Linked DNA regions of Homo sapiens: region 1 is linked to region 2. A link is a contact called in ENCODE Hi-C or POLR2A ChIA-PET data. All regions are on one chromosome and are shown on one strand. The core of a region is the stretch at or near the end of the contact, and the rest is flanking DNA. Distances in the headings are between cores, read along the strand shown. Region 1 overlaps AKAP13 (A-kinase anchoring protein 13). Region 2 overlaps AKAP13 (A-kinase anchoring protein 13).

Evidence for each region. Hi-C counts contacts between places; a loop is a spot of excess contacts on that map. ChIA-PET counts read pairs that join two places held with the same protein, here RNA polymerase II (POLR2A). Pooled maps may share reads with other maps.
Region 1: a map of CD4-positive, alpha-beta T cell shows a loop between it and region 2 (8-fold over the local background). The contact joins two enhancer-like sites. A Hi-C loop is called at or near these places in 12 of 168 maps with a recorded cell type or tissue (CD4-positive, alpha-beta T cell, CD4-positive, alpha-beta memory T cell, CD8-positive, alpha-beta T cell and 7 more), 12 of 37 single-sample maps with no recorded cell type and 26 of 50 pooled maps. POLR2A ChIA-PET finds 5 or more read pairs at or near these places in 22 of 52 experiments (AG04450, CD4-positive, alpha-beta T cell, CD4-positive, alpha-beta memory T cell and 15 more).

The regions. Positions count from the first base shown.
Region 1 is chr15:85,705,042-85,709,907 of GRCh38, forward strand. It overlaps AKAP13 (A-kinase anchoring protein 13), which reads left to right. Exons shown (of 37, transcript NM_007200.5): 18 at 2,978-3,045. Among named protein-coding and RNA genes, the nearest start is that of LINC02883, 51 kb to the right of the region's middle. RefSeq lists enhancers at 2,307-2,616, 3,589-3,718. Within about 2 kb of position 2,175, at least 23 of the 41 ENCODE cell types and tissues checked have a DNase peak (open chromatin) inside an H3K27ac peak, as active enhancers do; they include CD4-positive, alpha-beta T cell, CD8-positive, alpha-beta T cell, ascending aorta and 2 more, where a contact is called at or near this core.
Region 2 is chr15:85,666,365-85,671,326 of GRCh38, forward strand. It overlaps AKAP13 (A-kinase anchoring protein 13), which reads left to right. Exons shown (of 37, transcript NM_007200.5): 14 at 3,358-3,466. Among named protein-coding and RNA genes, the nearest start is that of LINC02883, 90 kb to the right of the region's middle. RefSeq lists an enhancer at 1,724-1,893. Within about 2 kb of position 1,812, at least 22 of the 41 ENCODE cell types and tissues checked have a DNase peak (open chromatin) inside an H3K27ac peak, as active enhancers do; they include CD4-positive, alpha-beta T cell, CD8-positive, alpha-beta T cell, ascending aorta and 2 more, where a contact is called at or near this core.

The DNA of each region.
Region 1 (4,866 bases), core at 925-3,424, 39 kb after region 2:
ATAGAGCGTGTTAAACTTCCAGCTGGGTTGTGGGTTTGGGGACATGTTTCAATTAATTAAAAGTGAATTTATGTGAAAAGTTCTTTACTAGAAGCACATTTTAAATGATTTTTTTCTGCTTCTATGTTCATCTCAGACACTCAAACACTGGCCTGAGAGTTTGAATATTGCTGAAACCTTTTTACGTGATAGTGCCACTCCCTTAAAAATCATCATTGCTTAAATCTCTGTAGGGTGTTGGAACTGGTTGGGAAGAAAGGAACAGAAAGAACAGAACTTGGAAACAAATTCTGCCCATAGTGTTCTTGGTCACTTTTGCAGATCAGAATTAGTAGCTGGTTCTCCAGCAAATCTGCCACCTCCTGTGTTGCCCTTAGGTGCCTAAAATATTATAGATTTTCAATAAAACAAAAGAAAAAAAATATACTTTTTTAACTGGATTATAAGACAATAAAATCTTATCTTTAAGTTATCACAAGATGCGATAAATGGATTATGCAAAAGGATATGGAAATGTTTATAAGCAAATCCAAGGAACTTTGAACGACATTAGAGTGTGATGATTTTTTAAAAATTAAAAATTTTTTTTAATTTTGAAAAATGTTAATACAAAGTATTATACATAGGTAATTTATCACATATGTGTCCATGATTCAGAATGAACACATAGTAACATTCTGTCAGACGGCTTCAGATTGTTTCACTTTTTAAGAAACCATTATGGTTAAGTTCAGATTCCCCTTTGTTTCCCTGCCCCATGCATCTTCCTTCCTCCCCAAGGACAAGGACTGTCATGAATTCAGTGCATTCGTAGTCTGTGTTTTATAATTTATTTTCATACATAAACAACATATAATTTGTTTTTGTTTTTAACCTACATAAATACTACCATACAGTACCTCTTTTTGTAATTTGCTTTATTCTCTTCAGCATTATATATTGAGGATTCAGCACGCTGAAAAACATAGATCTACTAATCATTGACTTTGCCTTTTCATAGTCTTTTTATACTTTTTCTGTAGAAGGGAAAGAGAAATGGACTTAAAGATGATGTATTTGAAAGACTTTAGCTGAGTGGGGATTTGTGAAGAGAAAGGGTTTGAGTGGGGTGGGCTTTCAAGTCTGTGCATGGGAAGGATATGATGGATCAACTAATGGGAGAGGAAGAAACCAGAAAGGAGCATGCCAGCTGCAAGTCCTGGGCATCTCTGTGGCAGAGGAGGGGAGGTGCACCATACACCCTGAGTAAGAATAGTGCTCGTGAGGATGGGCAGAAACATGTTTTGGCTTACTAGAAAATAAATAAAGCCGTTTGCCTCGACCACTTTGTTATGCTTCTTGCTGTGGGTCCAGCAGCCTGAAACTCACTTACCCATCTGATAGAATCACAGCAGAGGGAACCTGGGGGAAAATGTGATTCCTCCTTTTTAATTTTATAGATGAGGAAACGGAGGCCTGTCAAGAAGGGACTAGGGTCATACTAGTACATACATACATGCAGAGCCAGGACCTACGTCAAATTTAGTTTGACAGCTGTTTGTCCTTTTGTGTTACTAAATTGATGTTTGACATACTGTAATCAAGGCTGTGTCAGCGCATTCATCTAATTTTAGTTTAAATAGGCATAGTAGGGCCGAGAGAGGAGCATTTGAATAGGATGCATGAGCTAGGCACTATGCTGGAGAGTCTTAATTTGAAGATTCAGCAGTGGGTGAATGGTCCCTGCCCCAGAGAGGGGATAGAGAAAAACCTAAGAGAGTCTCAATACACTGTGCCAGTGGTATTAAGGAGGAGACCTGTGAACCAAGTGGGTGTTAAAGGAAGTGTTACAAAAGGCATGGAATAGGCCTTTGAGGTCTGGGATTCTAGCAGTCTCCTTTCTGGTTTCCTTCCCTCCCCATCATCACTCCAGTCCCCCACAAATCCATGTGTCTGGGCTAAAAGAGATGTTGGCCCAAAAGAGATGTTGGCCCTTAACTGGTGAGTTGATGTAGACAGGACCTGTGATGCTTCCTGAATCAGTCTGTGAGGCATTGCCTAGTGAATGGTATCTGTGGTTGATTTCCTGAGTGAGCCCTTCCCATGAGAGTGTCTCCTCGAGTGTCCCCACAGGCCGATCTTTCATTTGTTTCTGCTTTACCTCTGGCTTCCTGGAACAGTTCTGTTATGTGACTTTATAGCAGCGCTGAGAGCTGATGGTAAGCCTTCTGAGACACAGAGGCTTGGGTTTTTACGTCAGTGGCCCTTGTAGGCCAAGGGAGTGAAAAGTAAAGGAATTGAGATAAAATGCTGTCCTTGCCAAATTGTGGTTTCTGCTTTATCTTTCAAGAAGTCTCCATTTTCTCTTAAGTCACAGTTCCCAGAGGTGCATGTGGGGGTTCCAGTGACCTTTCATGTGTGGTTCCTGTCTCAGAGAATGGGGTGCAAAAAGCCCAGCGTAGTTAAGCTTTTCAGATTTTATATTCTGTGCTTTATTACAGTCATACAAATTTTGTAACCCCTGTTAGGGGCTTTATTAATGTATTTATTTGTAATTTAGACTTACACATTGATGGCAGACACTTTCACTTTTAGTTTTGGTAGCCTCTCAGCTTCCTGTCTGAAAAGTTCCAGACTTACTAGTTTTTGTTGATTAGAAATCACATCTGTTGCTTCCTAAGGGCCAGGAAACTCACCCTTCCCATCAGATCACTTGAGTCGTTGTTCCTCTCATTAAGCTGTAATCTGTCTCCTGGTCTCCAAATAAAGACACAAACACCGAAAAAAAAAAAATCACATCTGCTCGTGTTTTTCCTCCTCCAAATAACATCACAGACCTGCTTCCTAGAAGAGGACTGCAGTGTGTAATTTCAGTCACATTCTCACATGTGAGTGACTTCACTTTGAAATTCAGAGGCCACTTGTGGCAGCAGTGGAAACTCAGAATCTGGGATCTGTTTGCTTTGTCCATGTGACCTTGGGTTTGCTTTCTTTTCAGATTGCAGTGCTTTTGTCCACAAAGGCTGCCGAGAAAGTCTAGCCTCCTGTGCAAAGGTCAAAATGAAGGTAAGACTTTCTGGCTAAAACAAGGCTTAAAATAAAAGGGTTTAAACCAGCAAAATCCTCGGGAGTTGGGAGAGTTGAGGTTGTGGTGGATTTTGTTTATTTTAATCATTTGGTACCAACTTTGAGAACAAATTATAACTAAAAAATATTTTTTCTCTTAAGCGATCAATCTTCTTCTTGAGTAACACTGGAGAATTAGACTTTCAGAAAAGAAAACGCTTTCAGAACTTCTTCACGTTCAATATACATTTCTTCGTGATTTTAATATTTCCGTATTGCTCTTAAAGTGGTTTTCTTCTTAACTACGTCTGCAGGCCTACCCTGCTGTTCATACACCTGTCTTCCTCCTTCAGGACTATCAGGGCAGCAGGTGGAGGTCAGGGGCATTGACCTGCTGGTGGGGGTGGGGAGGGTGTTATGGTTAGCCCCAGCCTGTCTGGTAGCACTTTTCTCCTCAGGTATGTAATATAGGTGGCTCTGATCACATGACGTAAGAATAGAAAGTGCCTGTTTTATGGTGGTATCTGCCCTGAGCATGTATGCTATGTAATCATGCTTTCCCAGTGGCCCTTAAAAAAAAGTGTGGGTTAAGGGCCATACCTTTTAGGTAGCCTGTGAGGTTTTCAATGTTCTAGTCGCCTGTAAGTGTCTCTTCATTCCTTGTCAAAGGAGTGCTTTCCAACTTCGTCGACACAGATGATTAATGAGCTGTGTGCTTCGTCAGTCACCAAACACAGTTATCTAGTGCCATGACCTCAACCTGGAATGTGCATCAGAATCAACTCGAGGGCTTATTGAAAGACAACTTACTGAGCCCCACTCCCAGAGTCTCAGATTCTGGGGGAGAGTCCAGGAATTTGCATTTCTAGTAAGTTCCCAGATGATGCTGATAGTCCGAGGACCTTACTTTGAGAAGCACTAAAACTAGTGTCAAAATGGCAAAGAATAGGATAGCCAGATCTTCTTTAGCCTATGGACACATATTTTGTTTGGCTCATGTAGTATTTTTAAAATGTGAGTTAGTGCAGCTCTTTCAAAATCATGTTTTATATCAGTTTGGATTCTTAAGTTCTCCTGAAAAAACTGGAAGATTTATAACCCTTGGCTCCCTGATATTTCCCTGTACCCAGCACTCCCAGTTTTTCCTTTTTTCCATAGTACTTATCACCTTCTTAGAGTCTGTATTTACCCATCTTTATTTATTATTATATAGTTTTTTATAGTCTGTATCTTCCCCCCACTAGAATATAAGCTCCAAACTCATTAAGCAGGCTGAGGGCAGGAGTTGGCTCCATCAGTGGCGCCTGAGCACCTCACAGGGAGGGAGGGATGGCTGGAGCTGAGTGGTGCTGCCTCCTTTAGACAGGATATGCCAGTTCCAGGCTGCCACTGCCTTCCCACACCCCACCCCACCCCAGCTTGCTTCTGTCATTTGTTGCCTGCCGGCACCATAGTCATTTGAGTTTGTGATCTCTGATAAGACTCAATTGTTGTGAATGTACTAGTTTATACAGAATGATCATGATAGAGACATAGCATCTCCCATATAAGAGAATATAACCTAAAAGGGGGAATTTTATTTTATTTTATTTTATTTTATTTTATTTTATTTTATTTTAGAGACAGAGTCTCACTGTGTCACCCAGGCTGGAGTGCAATGGCACAGTCTTGGCTCACTGCAACCTCCATGTCCCAGGTTCAAGCAATTCTCTTGCCTCAGCCTCCCAAGTAGCTGAGATTACAGGTGCCCGTCACCATGCCCAGCTAATTTTTATATTTTTAGTTGAGACAGGGTTTCGCCATGTTGGCTGGGCTGGTATC
Region 2 (4,962 bases), core at 562-3,061:
ATGGAGTTTTTTTTTTCTTGTAAATTTTTTTAAGTTCTTTGTAGATTCTGGATATTAGCCCTTTGTCAGAGGGGTAGATTGCAAAAATTTTCTGCCTTCTGTAGGTCGCCTGTTCACTCTGATGCCTACCAGAATTCTTAAGAGAGCATCTATGCTCCCTGCCTTCTCTTTTTAAAATTTTATTTATTTATTTACTTATTTAGAGACAGGGTCTCACTCTGTCGCCCATACTGGAGTGCAGTGGTGCCATCACAGGTCACTGCAGCTTCAACTTCCCCAGTTCAAGTGATCCTTCTGCCTCAGTCTCCCAAAGTGCTGGCATTACAGGTGTGAGCCACTGTGCCTGGCCTTTGCCTTCTCTTTATCACCATCTAATCATCTCTTAATTTCTGCTGCTACCAGTCTCTTGAAACTCCTGTCTTGAAGGTCATGGATTTCCATGTCAGCCAAATCAAAGTGACTTCTTAGTTCTCATCTTCTGGATGTCCTCATTATCACTTACCACTTTTGACAATCCCTTGGGGAGCTTTTGAGTTGAGAATTCAAATTATTTGCTTTTATATCATTGTACCTCACTGCAAGTCTTTTCTCTTCCTCTTGGGTCAGAAGACTGATTAATTTACGAAAGCATTCTGGGATGCATCTTATTTCCTCCAAATGAAACACTTACAATTTAAAAAAAAACTGTTTTTGAATAGATGACTGGAGTTTGAGGCAAGAATCTAATGATACATTTCTAATTAAACAAAAACATTGACAACCTCTTCCTTGATTTGCTGAGTAGGACTTTGTGTAGAAGTTTAAATTTTTATTGCATCCTACTATGAAGCACTAACATGACCAAATATAAACTTGACACTGAAGGATTATCTTAGTAATTATTGTAACACTTATGCTTGTGTGAGACCAGACAAATAAAGAGATTTAGGCATAATGAAAATCAGTTGAAGAGTGAATTTTGCCCCTTTTAAAAATTTTTCTACTTGTTCTGATACTTCAGAAGGAGTTAGAAAAAATAAGAATATGAAGAATATGCTTGTTGAAGCAAGTGATTTAGATTTACTCAGCCTAATGGTAACAGAGAAAGGAAGAAAAAAATAGGAACAATTCTTGGATGGCTACTGAGCACAGCTTTGCTAAGGGTAAATAAACAGTGAAAAAATCTTTAAAATAAATTGCATTTCAAATTTATAGAATCCTTTGGAAATCATTTACAAGATGAGGTAAAATACCAAAATTGTGGATTTGTAAACAGAATCATAGGCCAAGACTGACATATCCCTTCAGATTTAGCTCCAGCTCATTTAAATGACTTGCCTAAGGCCGTGTAAGTGGCTATTAGCTGAACAGTATTAAACTCAAGAGTTCCTGGCTATTAATTTCTCTGCTTTTTTCCAGGTTTTTGGAGTAGGTGAGTTTTCAAGGAGGAAATAAGAATGATTTAATTTTCTTAATATTATTTATGTGATACCTTTTCTAAGATGGATATTTCCGGGAATTTGACAGATAACCCTGCATTTTAGTAAGACGTTACTACTACTGATGTGTTTCTAAAATGGACTGTCTTTCTGAAGTGGACTTTCTGATTCAGTCTTTCTAGATAAAGTTGTTGTTTTAGTGCCTTGCTATGCTTAGCCTTCCTGGAATCTCTACTTACCCATAGTTTTTATCTTGTATGGAACCTCAGAGTAGGCATTTGAGCTGCTTGTTTCACTCTGATCTAGACGAGTTGCCTGTAGCCAACTTCCTGTTAAAAGTCTCTGCCTTTCACTGAGGTCATTTTTTAGACCTCACAGTTGTATTTGAAACATAGCAACTGTTTGCCTCAGCTGCCATGGTTACACATGAAACAAGCTCTAAATAATCAGAAGTCTGGCCTAAGTGAGTCAAGTTCATGCTAGTAACGGATTTTTCACTGCTTCCCTTTCAATATGTGAGTCATAAGGAGGCAGATTTCATTCTGTGAAGGGAAAGGATTAATGATAAAGTCAGTTAACAATTGGAATGGGCTCTTATCACCAGAAGTGTGCTAGTGGACACTAGATGACTGTCTTTCAGGGATGTTGTACCAGGAACTTCTGCAGGTGGTTGGATTACATGGTCTCAAAGCTGCTGTGAATTTACTGAGAGAGTTAAATTATCAAATTTCAGTTACCTTTACGTTCATGTAGAATCACTATCATCTTAGAAGAGGATAGGGAAGAGATTTAGGCTTCTTTCCAGATACACTGTTGTTTTGTTTGTGATCTTAAGACACTTTACTTGAATCTCAATTTCCAATTATTTAAAATCAGAGGCCAGGCCTGGTGGTTCACACCTATAATCCCAGCACTTTGGGAGGCTGAGATGGGTGGATCATTTGAGCCCAGGGATTTAAGACCAGCCTGGCCAACATGGTGAAACCCTGTCTCTACCAAAAATACAAAAAATTAGCTGGGCGTGGTGGTGCACCCCTGTAATCCCAGCTACTCAGGAGGCTGAGGCGGGAGAATCGCTTGAACCTGGGAGGCAGAGGTTGCAATGAGCCGAGATCATGCCACTGCACTCCAGCCTGGGCGACACAGTGAGACTCTGTCTCAAAAATAAAAATAGGCTGGGTGCGGTGACTCACGCCTGTAATCCCAACACTTTGGGAGGCCGAGGCAGGCGGATCACAAGGTCAGGAGTTCGAGACCTGCCTGACCAACATGGTGATACCCCATCTCTACTAAAAATACAAAATTTAGCTGCGCGTGGTGGCGCGCACCTGTAATCCCAGCTACTCAGGAGTCTGAGGCAGGAGAATTGTTGGAACCTGGAGGCAGAGGTTGCAGTAAGTAAACCAAGATTATGCCTCTGCACATCAGCTGGGTGACAGAGTGAGACTCTGTCTAAAAAAAAATAATAATAAATAAAGTAAAATCAGAATACTATTACTGATATTCTACTATATCTGTATGAAGAAATATTTAGATTTTCAAAGAACAAGTATTGTATGTAGTTTGATATTTCCAGTGAAATTATTTTTAAGTGATTATGCATCCAGCAGATATTTATTAAGTACTTACTAAGTTTGAAACATTGTTAGATGCTATGAGGGATACAGAACCACTGTAAAGAATGGATACTCTAATGATCCCCATTTTACAGATGAGAAAACTAAGCCTCAGAAAAGCTAAGTAACTTCTCTGAAACTGAGCAGCTGTTAAGTAGCAGGAGCAGACTTTAACCTAAGTCTGTCTGACCACAAGGCCTGTGCTCTCACCCGCTTCTTCACTGCCTTATTTTACTATGTGGGTCTAATTATAAGGTTTTATGCTTATCTAGAAATATGAGAGTATATGCTTACAACGTGTTCTTCACTTTTTTACTTCACAGATATGTCACAGATCTAAGCAGCAGGGATTTAATTACTGTACATCAGCCATTTCCTCTCCATTGACAAAATCCATCTCATTAATGACAATCAGCCATCCTGGATTGGACAGTGAGTATACTACTTTTTAAAAAAATTAAATATATTAAATCTTAACCACTCTTCCTATTATTTTTCTCACTTTAAGGCCCCATAACATTACCTGCCAAAATTTGCTTACTACTTCTTTGAGTGAATGGCTCAGCACTTAAACAGAAAAGGTGGCATAGAGTTTATCTTGAGATCTTCTTCCTTTTACCTAAAAATATCCCTAATACATTAAGTTTATTGTATTTGTGGGCATGAATCTGACACACTTTTTAAAATTTTTTTATTTTGAAATAATTTTAGACTTGAAAAATAGTTACAAATAATATTCACTGGGGAAAAAATTGCAAAAATAGTACAAAGTATTCCCATGTATTCTTCACGTCCAGTCCTCAAATGTTAGAATACTTGTTTCGCCAGCCTCTCTCCCTCTCTTTATCACTCCCCTAAAGATTTTTTCTGAAACACTTGAGAGAATAAGTTATATCCATAACTCTCCTTTACCTCTAATTTAGTGTATATTTCCTAAAAACAAAGATATTGTCTTATATTACCATAGTATATGGGTACCATATACTGGCCTTCTCTGGCTACTGAGTGCTAGCATTAGTATATAAGAGTACCTTATACTCTTATATACTGTGGTAGTACTGTATTACAGTAGTCTAATTATCCAAATCAGGAAATTAATATCGATAAAATTGTGTTATCTAGTATGTACACCTTATTCAGATTTCAAATTTTCTCACTTATTTCTGGGTCCAAGATTCAATCTAAGAATATACATTGAATTAAGTTGTCATATCTCTTTAGTCCACTTTAATCTAAAAAGTTCCTCAGTTGATCTCTGTCTTCCATAAACTTGTCAGTGGAGAAACCTCGCACAGTAACTGACCTGAGCTTTTCAACAATGTCAAGCTCAAGAAGGACAAAGCAAGACTGAGACAGAGATTTAGTTCAGTGAGGGCCAGTAGGATTGCATCTGAAAGGGGTTAGTGGACCTGTATGCGGATTCAGATCAACTGGTGTTGGAAGTTATGTAGAGATGTCATGGCATCCATAAGCGCAGGGCCTTGTGATGCTCAAAAACATACTTGGATTGGATCAGTGTTGTTTGTCACAAAAAAGGCAACTTGTTCTTTGAGAAGCCTCATTTTTTATTTTTTAAATGTTGATTTTTTTATGAGTAGTTGCTGTGTGGGATCTGGATATAAAGATTAAATTCTCATCAGAGAGGGAGTGAGTGATACATTATGTTCTTTGCTGAAAGACCATGTGTCTCGGAGGCTGAAGCAAAGGAAATAAACACACTCTCCTGGTGTTTATGGGGTTTCCTCATTGTTCCCTGATATAATTCAGTTTAAGAGTTGGTGACAGAAGCAGATGCCCTATATTCATGGGATGTTCCATCTCACTTCATGACTTACTGGAATCCTAATTTTTAAAATTTTCACAGTGGAATTAAGACATAATGGATGACTCTAGCCAGACATGCTGACACATGCCTGTAGTCCAGCTGC